3 separate regions of the Homo sapiens genome follow, and regions 1 and 2 are each linked to region 3. A link is an interaction called in ENCODE POLR2A ChIA-PET data of the cell type or tissue named here. Cell type or tissue: MCF 10A. All regions are shown on one strand. Region 1 has its middle 100 kb from the start of LINC03002. Region 2 has its middle 23 kb from the start of LINC03002. Region 3 has its middle 49 kb from the start of LINC03002.

Region 1 (4,000 bases), 52 kb after region 3:
TGCTTTGATTTGCAAATTATTCTATTTGTGACAAAGACTTCTACCTAACCTATTATTTGTGAAGTTATTTCAGTATTTGAAATAGAGATTAAAAATATTGTATTTTCTTGGCACGATTGAAGTTTGGAGGGGTTGAAAGTGAATTTACTTTGAGGCATTAGGTTCTTTGGTATGGGCAACTATGATTCAATTTATTAGAAGGATATTGGTGACCACAACACACCAAATCAATGGAAGTCTGAAGGAGCAGTTCCAGAAGTAGAATAGGAACAAGGAAAGAGACTTTTGGCAGGAACAGTTTCTTCCCTCCTTGTATCTGGGTTGAAAGTCCAGTTGACCAGGCTTAGATCTTAGAAGGCCTTCCCTCCAGATCCTTTCAACAGAAAGAATCTGTCCAGAGGCTACTCTTTACTTTCATTGAGGAAGAACAGATTATCTGAATTTTCTGATCTACTAGAACTCTCCACAATGGGGGAAAAGCAAATCCTCCAAAGGAAATGGAAGATGTTGATAGGAAGTGGAGATGGATGTTGGGTGACCAATATTAACAAAGGTCCCTACGGACAGACTTGTTTCCATATTTGACTCTGCCACTTGCTATACAAATTACTCCACTTTCCCAAGTCTATTGTAAAATGAAGGTAATGGTAAACCCAACTCCACAGGATTGCTATGAAATATAAATATAGCAATGTTTATAAAGTGCCCAGCATAATAACTGTCACATAAGTATGTCTATTAAGTTTCAGTAAATCAAACTTTCCTTTCTTATTTCAGTGATGCCTGTGTTAGGCTTTTCTATATTAGCTCCATGTATATTTACTTATATATTTCTTACATTCATGTGTATTAGTATTTTATTATCAAAGTATGTACTTCCAGAGAAAAAAGATCATGCCTCACTTTAACCAGTGCCATTTGCTTTTGATGATGACAGTGACAATAACAATAATAACAGGGAGGCATTGTCCTAGTAATTAGTTTTAAGTACTTTTTGAGACTTTAAAAATAATCTACATAATATGGTATTTATACACATAGTCAATGGTTATAGTTATGTTTAGCATATAGGTATCCATTTTCTTTTTCATGGTCACGCTGAGGGACCCTGATGACACATAGACCATATTGCCCTTACAAGGCTCTTAATGACAGAATGGTTGGCATAGCCTTACTTTCCTAAATAGTTTGCTGATTCACTTGTTCCATTTTTAGACATCAGCAGATCGGCATTGGTGACATCTGCTAATTATTTGGTTTGACTCGTGACTGGCATGAGACTTCCATCTGCATCAATCAGTAAGACATGATTAGTGTGAGGTTAATACCACCCAATCCATGACCAATTTGTTGTAATGAGAAGCCTTGTTTATTTATCGGTTTTCCCCAGAGGTAATCATTTGTTGGAAACATAGCTGCCAAAAGTCACATTGTCTTCGTATTAATAGCTTATCAACTCTCAAATTGCATTGACCTACCCAATTACATATTTAAGACCTTCTGCACCTCTCTTACGGTTTCCACCTCTCATTTCTACCTGGAAACAGTCTTGGAAGACAGCTGAAGACTGTGCTTCTATGGTTCGTCCTTCCTTGTTTCCCTAGTACAATATTTTGAGACATCCCCTCAAATGGCCCTCTTCTTTCTAAACCATCATCATGTGACAGTCACAGCTTCATTAAGACATGTTAGTTACGCTTCCTGGTTTAATTCAGAGTGAATTAAATCATACTCAATAAACTCACCAAGAGTTTTGTTGGTTTCTTGTGTAATGCTTGGGTAAGATTAGAAAGGCAATGACCTCCAATCATGGTAGTAGCTAATTCCTTGTTTAATACTTTAGGTCAAAGTGAGTGCACATTTCACCATTTTGTGGTCTACCAGAGCAAACACAGAAGAATGCTTTCTGCCCCCTGGTGCTCATTGTCTGCTACTGCAGCAGATGAGTCAGCTGAGATATGTTCCAGACAGAAGCAGAAGGAATTGTGTCTCTACTGCTTATAGCACATGAGCAAAGCCACAACTTTTCAGTGCGTCACATGTCAGATACCTCCTAAATATGCAAGTGTCAGGGAAATGAATGAAGAGGATCTCTCAATTCTGTAACAGGAAGCACCACTGGGGAGAATGGCAGAGGCTCTGGGCTCTGGCTCTTGTTGCTTCATTAGCCTCTCATCTGGGAGCCCTCTGGGGTGCTGGCTGGTCCACCCTGGCCATGTCTGGGTCTCTTGATTATGCCAGGTTATTCCCTGACTCAACACACTGACATGTGCTTCTCTCTCTGCCTAAAAACTTCCTCACCCCCTTCATCTCCTAAATCGTATCTCTCCTTCAGAATGTAGCTGAAGGGCCACCTTCACAGGAAAGTCTCAATCAGGACTTCCTTAAATCTTCTCATACCACCTGATTCTTCTCCTTCAAGGCACCCATTACGATTGTAATTGAATAACTAAATTGTTTAATGAATGTACAATCTGCTAAAATGTAAGCCCCTCTAAGGTCTTATTTACATTTGCATTTCCCATAGGTGTACAACATAATTTTTAAATGAATGAATGAATTCTGAAGCGAAAACATAACATTCTTAAATTTGACAGCCCTTTTGTTTGCAGATAAACCAAAGCCAGGCTTATCCTGGAGTATAATTTCAAAGATAACCAGGGGAAGAAGAGAGGAGAAGATAGGGAAGGGGTGGGACTGAATTGGGTCAAGGTTCTCTTCATTCTGTCTCACCAAGGAATAGTTGTACGCTAATGTAATTAAATGCCAAAACTAGCTTGCAGAAACTTTTCTCTTTTCTCAAAGTTCTCTAAGTTTACAAAGAGTAAGCATGCTTTTCAAATCCTACTTATTTTTTATCCTTTGCCTATAGTATGGATCCACCCTCCAAGACTCTGAAAGTTTTTAATTGTAGTATCTGTGCATGGAACATAAGCTTAATTACTAAGGCAATGCCCATTGCTTTGTAGGGCCACGAACAATGCTTTTCATTACTGGGCATAAAGTACTCTGTTGTTATTTTCTCTATAGCCTTATATTGGAATAAGCAATAATTGTAGTTTATTCTTTACAGATGGAGGCAATAAGCACAGACAGATCTGGAACCCTTGCCTACTGTGACATACAGCCGCAGTAGCAGGCAAGCCTGGGTCAGCTCCAGAGCGGCAATGGAGGGAAATTCCCAGGACTCTGGGTGTCTTGGAAGTTTCCAAGGCCTGCAACTGATCACAGATCCTGGTTTTCCTCCCATTGGCTAAAAAGATAATAAATACAAGTTACAGCTTGACTACTGTCTGAAAAAATCTTGTAATGGTTAATGGAAGAAAGAAGAGAAAGTCCAGATGTTTGTTTTTTTTCCCTGCTTAGTGTGAGTTGAATGCTAACTTGAGACTAGGTCTAAAGTAGATCAGAAAATGCTTTCTCTTTATAAGTCAATTCATACCAGAAAAAATATAGGACACAGACAATGCCCAATAGTTACACTGGGACATGGAAATGGAGAGGAAGGGGAGTAACACTTGTGGGGTTGATATTATCATTTCATCATCTATCTGAAATATCGCACAAGGGAGGGAAAACTGAAACAGTAAAAGCCACATACAGATTCCACTGTTTTTAACATTACATTTGTTTCTCATTCATTTAACTTTCAATAAATATTTATTGAAAACTCGCAATATACTAAGCTTTGAAAACACAACAAAGAATAAAATGAAGCCCTTGGTCTTTTGGACTTTACTTTTCATGGGCAGGGTACAGATAGAGAACAAGGCGGAATAATGTTCAAGTAAATAAGCCAGGTAATTTCAAACACTAATAAGCGTTACAATCATGATAAAGCAGGGCGATGTGATTGAGAGTGGCTGGAGGTGAGGGTTTGTTTTAGATCTGTGCTGTCCAATACAGTTGCCACTAGCCATATGTGCCTCCTGAGTATTTGAAATGTGTCCAGTCCATGTTGAGATGTGCTGTAAGAGATGAACTGAATTTCAAAAACTTA
Region 2 (4,000 bases), 72 kb before region 3:
TAGGTGACAGAAAGAGACTGTCTCAAAAAAATAAAAATAAAAATAAATAAAACCAGAGAGCTGGACCTCCATTTCCAGGTGGAGGCCAGGGAAGCTGCCACAGAGGAATGGCTGTGGTGAGCCAGGCCATATGGTGAGCCTGGCAGAGATTGCCATGGCCCAAGCATGGCACATAAACCACCAGACCTCACAGCATCTGGCAGCATGGGCCATGACATTTGTGGGGACCAGTGGCCAAGGCCCAGATAGGAGGGAACATGTCTCAATATCACTATGGCTACCAAGGTCTACATGCTTCCCATGCTGAACCCCCAGCCCCCAACACACACCAAATTCTTGGCATTACGTTAACCCCTCTGAAATGAGGTACAGCTACAGGGAAAGGGAGGGTATTCCAAATTAACTAAGATTGAGTCTTCACTTAACTAATGACATGGAGCCTCCAACTAGATATTAATTTGAGTTAAAGAAGAATTAAATTTTATTTTTTCCTTATCAAAGTTTGGACTCATAGCAGTTAAATGCATTTTCATATGTTTATATATGGATGATTGAAAAACATTGTTAACAGTAGTCGCCTAGGAGAAAGAGGCTATACAGTTGGAAGGTGAAAGAGAGACTATTGGTTTTACTTCAGGCACTTTCATAATGTTTAAATAGTTAAATAGATACTAGTTAATTAAGTTAATTGACTGAAGTAGTACAAATTGCAAAGACAAAAAATGCAGGTTCAAAATCATTTTGTAGTACAGGATAAAAGTCAAGGCTCAAAATGCCTATTTTGAGTGAATTATTAGTATCTCCAAACATCAATTTACTAATTTATAATGTGAGAAGACTGGGTTAAGTGATTACATAATCTCTTCTCTCTAAAATTATCATAAGGCAGTGAGTTTTCTGTTCTTGAAAATGTACAGCCAAATACCGTAGAAAAGAGTCATATTTGTGAAAGAACTTGGATAAGTAAAGAGCTTTCTAACAATGTTCTTCTAAAGATAATAACTATGGGAAGAGCAGTGGAAACATAGAATTGTTCCAAGAACAGGGCTTGGTTATCAATCCCAGGTCTGCCAATTATTTTCTGCATGACTTGGAGCAAGACAATTTAAACATTTTGGGTTAGATTACGTCTGTAAAGCAGGAGTTCCCAAACCTGGCATAAGCATCAGTCCAAGATTTTAAAAAATACACATTCCATAAATCCAACAGAAATGTCACCAAAAGACACTACGAGAATGTTCACAGCAGCACTATTTGTAATAACTCAAAACTGTAAAAAACCCGAATGTCCATCAATGAATAAAGAATAGAAAAAAGAAAGAAAGAGTGGGCTCATATGATTGGATACCATACAGTGGGGTTCAGCAAACTTTGTTCTGTAAAGGGCCAGATAGTAAATATTTCTAACTTTGCCAGCCATGTAATCTCTGTGGCAGCTAAACTCTACCACTGTAGTGTGAAAGCAGCTGTAGATAATACTGAGACAAATTAGCCTGGCAGTGTTTCAATAAAACTTTATTTATAAAACCGGAGATTGATCCCTTACTATATAGCAATGAAAACAAACTAGAACTACCTGCAATAACATGGATGAATTTCACAAGCACACTACTGAGTGAGAGAAGCCACGTACAAAAGAATACATGCTGTGTGATTCCATTTATCTAAAATTTCAGAATTGGCAAACGTAAGCTATGATGTTAAAAGTCAAAATAGAGTGGTTATCTTGGTAGAGTGGTGCCTAGTAGGGGGCCCAGAGGGTGTCTTCTGGGCTGGATTGCTTTATTATTTAATGTGAGACTGTGTTCACTTTGTGAAAATTAATCTGTATATTTACAGGGCTTGCACATTTTTTCCTGATGTAAGGTTTACTTCAATGAAAAGGTTACCATAAAGAAATATAAATATTTCAGTGTCTCACTCTGTAGAATCCGAGTTGTTGGCCAGGGGTGTGGCTTGAGGATCTATCCTAAGCCTGCCTTGAAGAAGTAAAGTGAGCTGCCTAAGGTCACGTTATTGGCAGAGCTGAGACAGAGAGCAAGCTCTTACAGTGTTGGGCATGGAGTGAGTCAGCCCTGCATTGAGAGAGGACGCAGCATCTGCCCTTGAGAACGGACTGGGAAATGGCTAAAAGAAGTCAAGGTCACATTCCGGACTCCTACCTACAATCATATTTGCACTGTCACCTGGATATGCTCACTGACTTCTGCCACCTGGGCAGCACCCAGTTCAGAACTTTGCAGATTGCTGGAATTGCTGGGGAGCTGCCAGAGGGCTTTCAGAACTCAGCATGAGTGCAGTGAGTGCGGCAGCCAGCTCCCAAAGGGGATGGCCTCAGCATAGTTTCCAGCTCTCGGCTCTCTTAACAGGAAGGCGTTGCGGTGTCGCAGACACAATCTGAAGTGGGGGTTCAAACAGACACAACTTCACATACTGGTTTTGCAACTTGCTGGCAAATGAGTGAATTTTACTCAATCCCAATTTTTCTCATCTGTAAAACAGCCATAAAATCGACCCCCACTGCCTCTTCCTCACCCCTCCCACAGACAAAGGATTTTTTTTCTCTTTTTTTCTATTCAGTCTTCACTGAACTAACATTTGCACGCCAAGCACCATTAAGTATTTTGCAAAGATTGTCTCATCTAATTCTTGTCAGTAAAGAAGTTTCATTTATGATCCTCATTTTATAGTGAAGAAACTAGGAATCAGTTGACTTAAAAATGACCTGCCTAAAGTCACACAGGTAAGAGGTGGAACCAATTTCCCACTGAAGAAGTGTGCCTGGGAGCCTGAGCTCGTAACCACCGCTTGTGACGATGACAATGCCTGGCAGTCGTCATCCTGTCTGGCCCATGGATGAAATTTAATAGAAGTTAATTCTGCATTTCCTCTTTTCTTAAAGAGCTATGAATTGGAGCTGAGGCCTGGCAGTCAGAAAACCAGGATTCTAGTGGGCTGGTAAATCACTTCTATTTCCTTGCAGCATAATGAAAGCATGGGATCAGATCACTCTCCTTAAGCGTTTCTTCTGGGCTGAATGAATTTGTACTCTCTACAGGTCTGAATGCTTGCTCTAAACAGAAAATAAGTTAGTTGTTCCCTAAAATTTTATGAAAAATTTATATTCGTTTCCATCATCTGAGTTTGTTTTGATATTTAAAACATAGATATTATGTCCTACCTAAACCTCTCTCCATGCACTCACTCACACTCACCTCATCCCATCTCGCAGTCTTGTGTGTTCCTTTACTCCAGGCACACCTAATTCATGGCTGCACATTCCCAAGGGCACCCTAGAAGGGGCACTCTCTTGGTTTGAAAAGCAGAGGTGTCAGTAGGTTTCATCAGGTCTCTGTACCTACACAATTCTATTACTCTGTTAACCTATGTGATGTGGAGGTTTATGACATAGAAGTTCTCCCCAGACTCGACCATGAACTTCCCAAACTCATCCAGAACTGAACCACCTTAAAACACGCTCTTTTGATATCTTGCCAACTTGGCAGATAAGACCGGATTTTCTACAAATTAAAAAGTGGTGATGGTGATGTGTTTGTTGGTGATGATGCTGATAAAATATGACCACTTCTTTATACGAGATGATTTCTTATAAAGGCAAATGAAAATTTTGTATCACAGTTGGAAACCACTGGACCATCAAGTACACTTGAAGGGCAAGAAAGATAAATTTACAGACAAAACTAAGGATTGTTTTTATATTATGTATTTCTCTGTCATCTGCCCACACCTGAAACCCAATTAACATTCAAGGGAGAATGAGTTTTGTTCAAGCCATTTAGAAGAGTAAAAGGAAAAGTAAATTTTAATAAGCCAGTATTTTTCTCTTGACACAAAGATTAGCAGAATTTGGGAATAATGTTTAAAATAAGTGTTATAGGCTGGGTGCGGTGGCTCATGCCTGTAATCCCAGCACTTTGGGAGGTCAAGGTGGGCGGATCACCTCAGGTCAGGAGTTCGAGACAAGCCTGGCCAACATGGT
Region 3 (4,000 bases):
TCAAGCCTGTAATCCCAGCACTTTGGGATACTGAGGTGGGCAGATCACCTGAGGTCAGGAGTTCAAGGCCAGCCTGGCCAACATGGTGAAACCCTGTCTCTACTAAAAATACAAAAATTAGCTGGACATGGTGGTACATGCCTATAATCCCAGCTACTCAGGAGGCTGAGACAGGAGAATTGCTTAAGCCTGGAAGGTAGAGGTTGTAGTGAGGAGAGCATGCCACTGCACTCCAGCCTGGGTGACAGAGTGAGACTCTGTCTCAAAAAAAAAAACAAAAGAAAGAAAGAAAAAAAGAGTCTAAGAAGCAATTAAAAAAAATTCAAGTGCCATTTGTATAAAGTTTCACAAGACTTTTTATGTTGTTTTCCTCAGAAATATTTATAATTTTTAGCACTTTTGTAATTTGAGGGAACGACTAGAATTAAATGGTGAAAATAGAAAAGGAGCTTCTGATGTGAGTGCCATAAGCAATGTATTTTACAAAGTGTGTGAAGAGAAATGAAAAACAAACTTCTTTATTTGAGAGAAAGAAAGGAAGGAAAGAAAGAAAGAGAAAGGAAGAAAGGAAGGAAGGAAAGAAAGAAAGAAAAGAAAAGGAGGGAGGGAGGAAGGAAGGGAGGGAGGGATGGGGAGGGAGAGAGAGAGAGAGGGAAGGGAGGGAGGAAGGAAGGAAGGAAGGAACGAAGGAAACAGAAAATAATTTACTCTTCCCATATTTAGCTTAGTCATCTCTTAGGGACCACCGTGTTCTCTGAACCATCTCTGTGGGCACAACATTATCTCAGGCACTGTGGGCAGCTTCCAGGGAAAAGAGGAGACATGCTTTTAACCCATTAGCAGCTTCCAAGAAAATGATGCAGATGAAATGAACATAATCTATAATGCCTGGAAACACAAACAAACACATATGTATATAGCAGCTGAGGATTGCTTTGTTTTGGTAATATGATTACATATGTGTAAGAAAGAAATTATAGGGTCTAGGTCTATTCATTTGGTGCTTCAGTCCCCCATAGATGTAACACACACCAATTCAAATAGGTAGGCTTATGCATGCCCCCTGTATATAAAGCGTCTGTCTATCTTCACGTAATAAAGCAAATATAGACAAAGGCATTCTCTAAACCAAAGGAGTTTGGGCTGTTTGGAGATCCTGTTATTAGGTCACAGGAATAATTCAGGTTAAATTTTCACAGTCCCTCTATAAGTGAACCATTGAATACATAAAGCATTGAACACACAAGGGCTGTTGGCTTTGATGGTTGGCAAAGTCCACACACCCAGCTCTACCTTTCTTTGCACCACCCTACCCTGCTACATTTTCAAATCCACAGGCAATGTTGAGTGAAAGCTTACTCAACACTGCAGGCACCCCAGGAGTTATCCTGGTGAAATACATAAATGTTCTGTCCTTTCAGATACAGCAAGACTCTTTCAGATTTTAGTGGCTAAAATATAAAGTTTGTAGCCAGTCTTGGGGAAACCTCAACTTCAAACATGAGACAAAATTCAATTCAAGAATCTAGCTTTGCCAAGTTTCTCACTCTATCTGTTTGACATCTTGGTCTTGTCCTTCATCAGGCTTTACTTAAAAAGTAAAACTGAATAAAAATTGATTTCACAATCAACAAAACTTAGCCACTCTCCTGATGTGTTACTTAGCTTAAAAACAATTCTAATTCAGTTCTATAATATAATTATATAACTTAATTAGGTAATTCTACTTTTCAGGCAAAAGTATAACCTAATAAAATCTTCTCAAATTTTATACTCAACAAATCCATGAAGCACAAAAAGGGCCAAACATTTTCTATTACAAAAAAAAGAATAGTTTTTTAAGAATCCATTGAAGACTCCACAATTATACTTTTACATAAATTGACTAAAAATTTTTCCCCAAATCAGAAAGTCGAAATCCAAGAAACTATCAACAAATATACTTTAAAAGGAACAAATAAGTTACTATGCAAAAGAAGCAGAGACTATGTTCAAGAGAAGCATAAATATTCAAATATTTATTTTTTCAGATTTTGTTGGTCTGAATAGCTACTGAGTTTTATACTAATGTCTTTAAATCTGTTACTATGCATAACATTCTACTTGTGGCATGTTTTAAGACACTCTTTGGTCATGTTTTTGCACATTTATAAAATAACAAATTCAGTGTTATTACTCAACAAACTCATAACATAACTGATCTTGTAAAAACGTCATCACTGATGGGAAAGATCCATGCCTACGTTATGACTAAGGGAAGCAGCCCAGTAGCCTCCGGGAGCAAGCAGCTATATGCATCATCGGGTGCATTTGCAAGGTTGGAATTCAGAGCTTTTGCAACAGGCTTCATCCAGGAGGCAGGAAAATAGCATGGGTGTGACTTGGGAAAAGAGCTCCAAGTTAACTGTGGGAAGCCATGGGAAGCCGTGGGAAGGCCACTTGGTTCCCATCTTCTCCCTCTTTCCTGCACTATATCTAAACAAACCTTTTGACAACCGGTAAACTGGGAATTTTGACTGTAGGATCCACAGTTCTAAGATATTTAAAATCTTCCCCTTTTGCAAGGGAAATTATTCAGCTCTGAAAAATTTAGTAGGCTGTTTGGGGGCTGGGTTCCTAGGGAACTTAACTGTTTTAAATAATGCTCTTTGACCTCTAAGGAACAGAGACCCACTTTACTTCAGGGCAGGGCTTGGGTGTTACCTGAAAATATCCACACAGACCAGAATGGATCAGAAGGTCATAAGGCCCTAGATGTTCCCCAGTTTTAGGCCCTGGTCTCTCTCCTTTGATCTCTTTCATGTCCCCTGTCTCATGACCTCTCTGACTCAGTATCTCTCGGTGACATCACTTTCTTCTTCTTTTTTTTTTTTAACCTTTTATTTTAGGTGCAGGTTTGTTACGTAGACAAACTGTGTGTCTCGGGGGTTTGGTGTACAGATTATTTCGTCACCCAGGTAATAAGCTTAGTACCCGGCAGGTAGTTTTTGATCCTCGCCTTCCTCCCACCCTCCACCCTCAAGTAGGCCCCGGTGTTTGTTGTTCCCTTCTTTGTGAAAGACATTCTTTTCTGACCAGCTTTTTCTCTCTTTTCTATGCCACGTCATAACTTCATCTTGCACGTGGCTTTGGCTTACGTGAGCCTGTGGCAATTTGACAGCTCCAATAAAATTACTTCCTGGCAATTCATTCCTTGTTGTTGAGTCCAAATTGCCAAAGGAAAGACTCTGGTTGGCCCAGCTCATCTTTGTGTGCCAGCTCCTGAGTATGTGATGGCAAACCTATGTGCTGGCTGTCTTGAGGTCAGGCTTCTGAAATCTCTGTGCGTGTGTGGGGTGCAGCTCATGAGTTTACAGAGCAAAGACTACAGATGGAGCACACTCCCCAGAAAGGCCTGTGGCCGGGCCGAAAGTGGCCAGTATCTCTAGGAAACTTTATTTTTAATATGCTCTTGGCTCTTTATTAAAATATTCAGCTTTTCATTCAACACATTTTTATCAAGCAATCTCAATGAGTCAGATACAGGGGAGACATCAAAATTTGAGGGGCAGGCTGGGCACGATGGCTCATGCCTGTAATCCCAACAGTTTAGGAGGCTGAAGCAGGCTGATCACTTGAGGTCAGGAGTTCGAGACCAGACTGACCAACATGGTGAAACCCCGTCTCTACTAAAAATACAAAAATTAGCTGGGCATGGTGGCAGGCACCTGTAACCCCAGCTGCTCAGAGACGGAGGTAGGAAAATCGCTTGAACCCAGGAGGCAGAGGTTGCAGTGAGCCGAGACCACGCCACTGCACTCCAGCCTGGGCAGTCAGCCTAAGCAAGACTCCATCTCAAAAACAAACAAACAAACAAACAAACAAACAAACCAAAAAACAAATCGAGGGGCAAATGTGGCTTCTTAGAACAATTTCCCCGGTGACTCCCTGAGATGCAAGTCTTATCCCCCAACAGACTTGTGAAGGGTCAGGCATTTAACCCTCATCATTTGCAGGATGT

What was found. Peaks named below come from ENCODE experiments on the same cell type or tissue, not always from the same donor. Only the 100,000 strongest peaks of a DNase experiment are listed, where the experiment ranks them.
Region 1: POLR2A ChIA-PET joins it to region 3 with 14 read pairs; 2 of 35 experiments call an interaction of 5 or more read pairs at or near these places.
Region 2: POLR2A ChIA-PET joins it to region 3 with 10 read pairs; 5 of 35 experiments call an interaction of 5 or more read pairs at or near these places.

What each region holds. Positions count from the first base shown.
Region 1 is chr6:134,639,210-134,643,209 of GRCh38, forward strand. No RefSeq gene overlaps it. Among named protein-coding and RNA genes, the nearest start is that of LINC03002, 100 kb to the left of the region's middle. In MCF 10A, a CTCF peak has its summit at 1,922 (motif pointing left); a DNase peak (open chromatin) is centred at 1,912.
Region 2 is chr6:134,515,200-134,519,199 of GRCh38, forward strand. No RefSeq gene overlaps it. Among named protein-coding and RNA genes, the nearest start is that of LINC03002, 23 kb to the right of the region's middle. In MCF 10A, no CTCF peak of the experiment used is centred here; DNase peaks (open chromatin) are centred at 2,042 and 2,322.
Region 3 is chr6:134,587,427-134,591,426 of GRCh38, forward strand. No RefSeq gene overlaps it. Among named protein-coding and RNA genes, the nearest start is that of LINC03002, 49 kb to the left of the region's middle. In MCF 10A, no CTCF peak of the experiment used is centred here; DNase peaks (open chromatin) are centred at 2,325 and 3,175.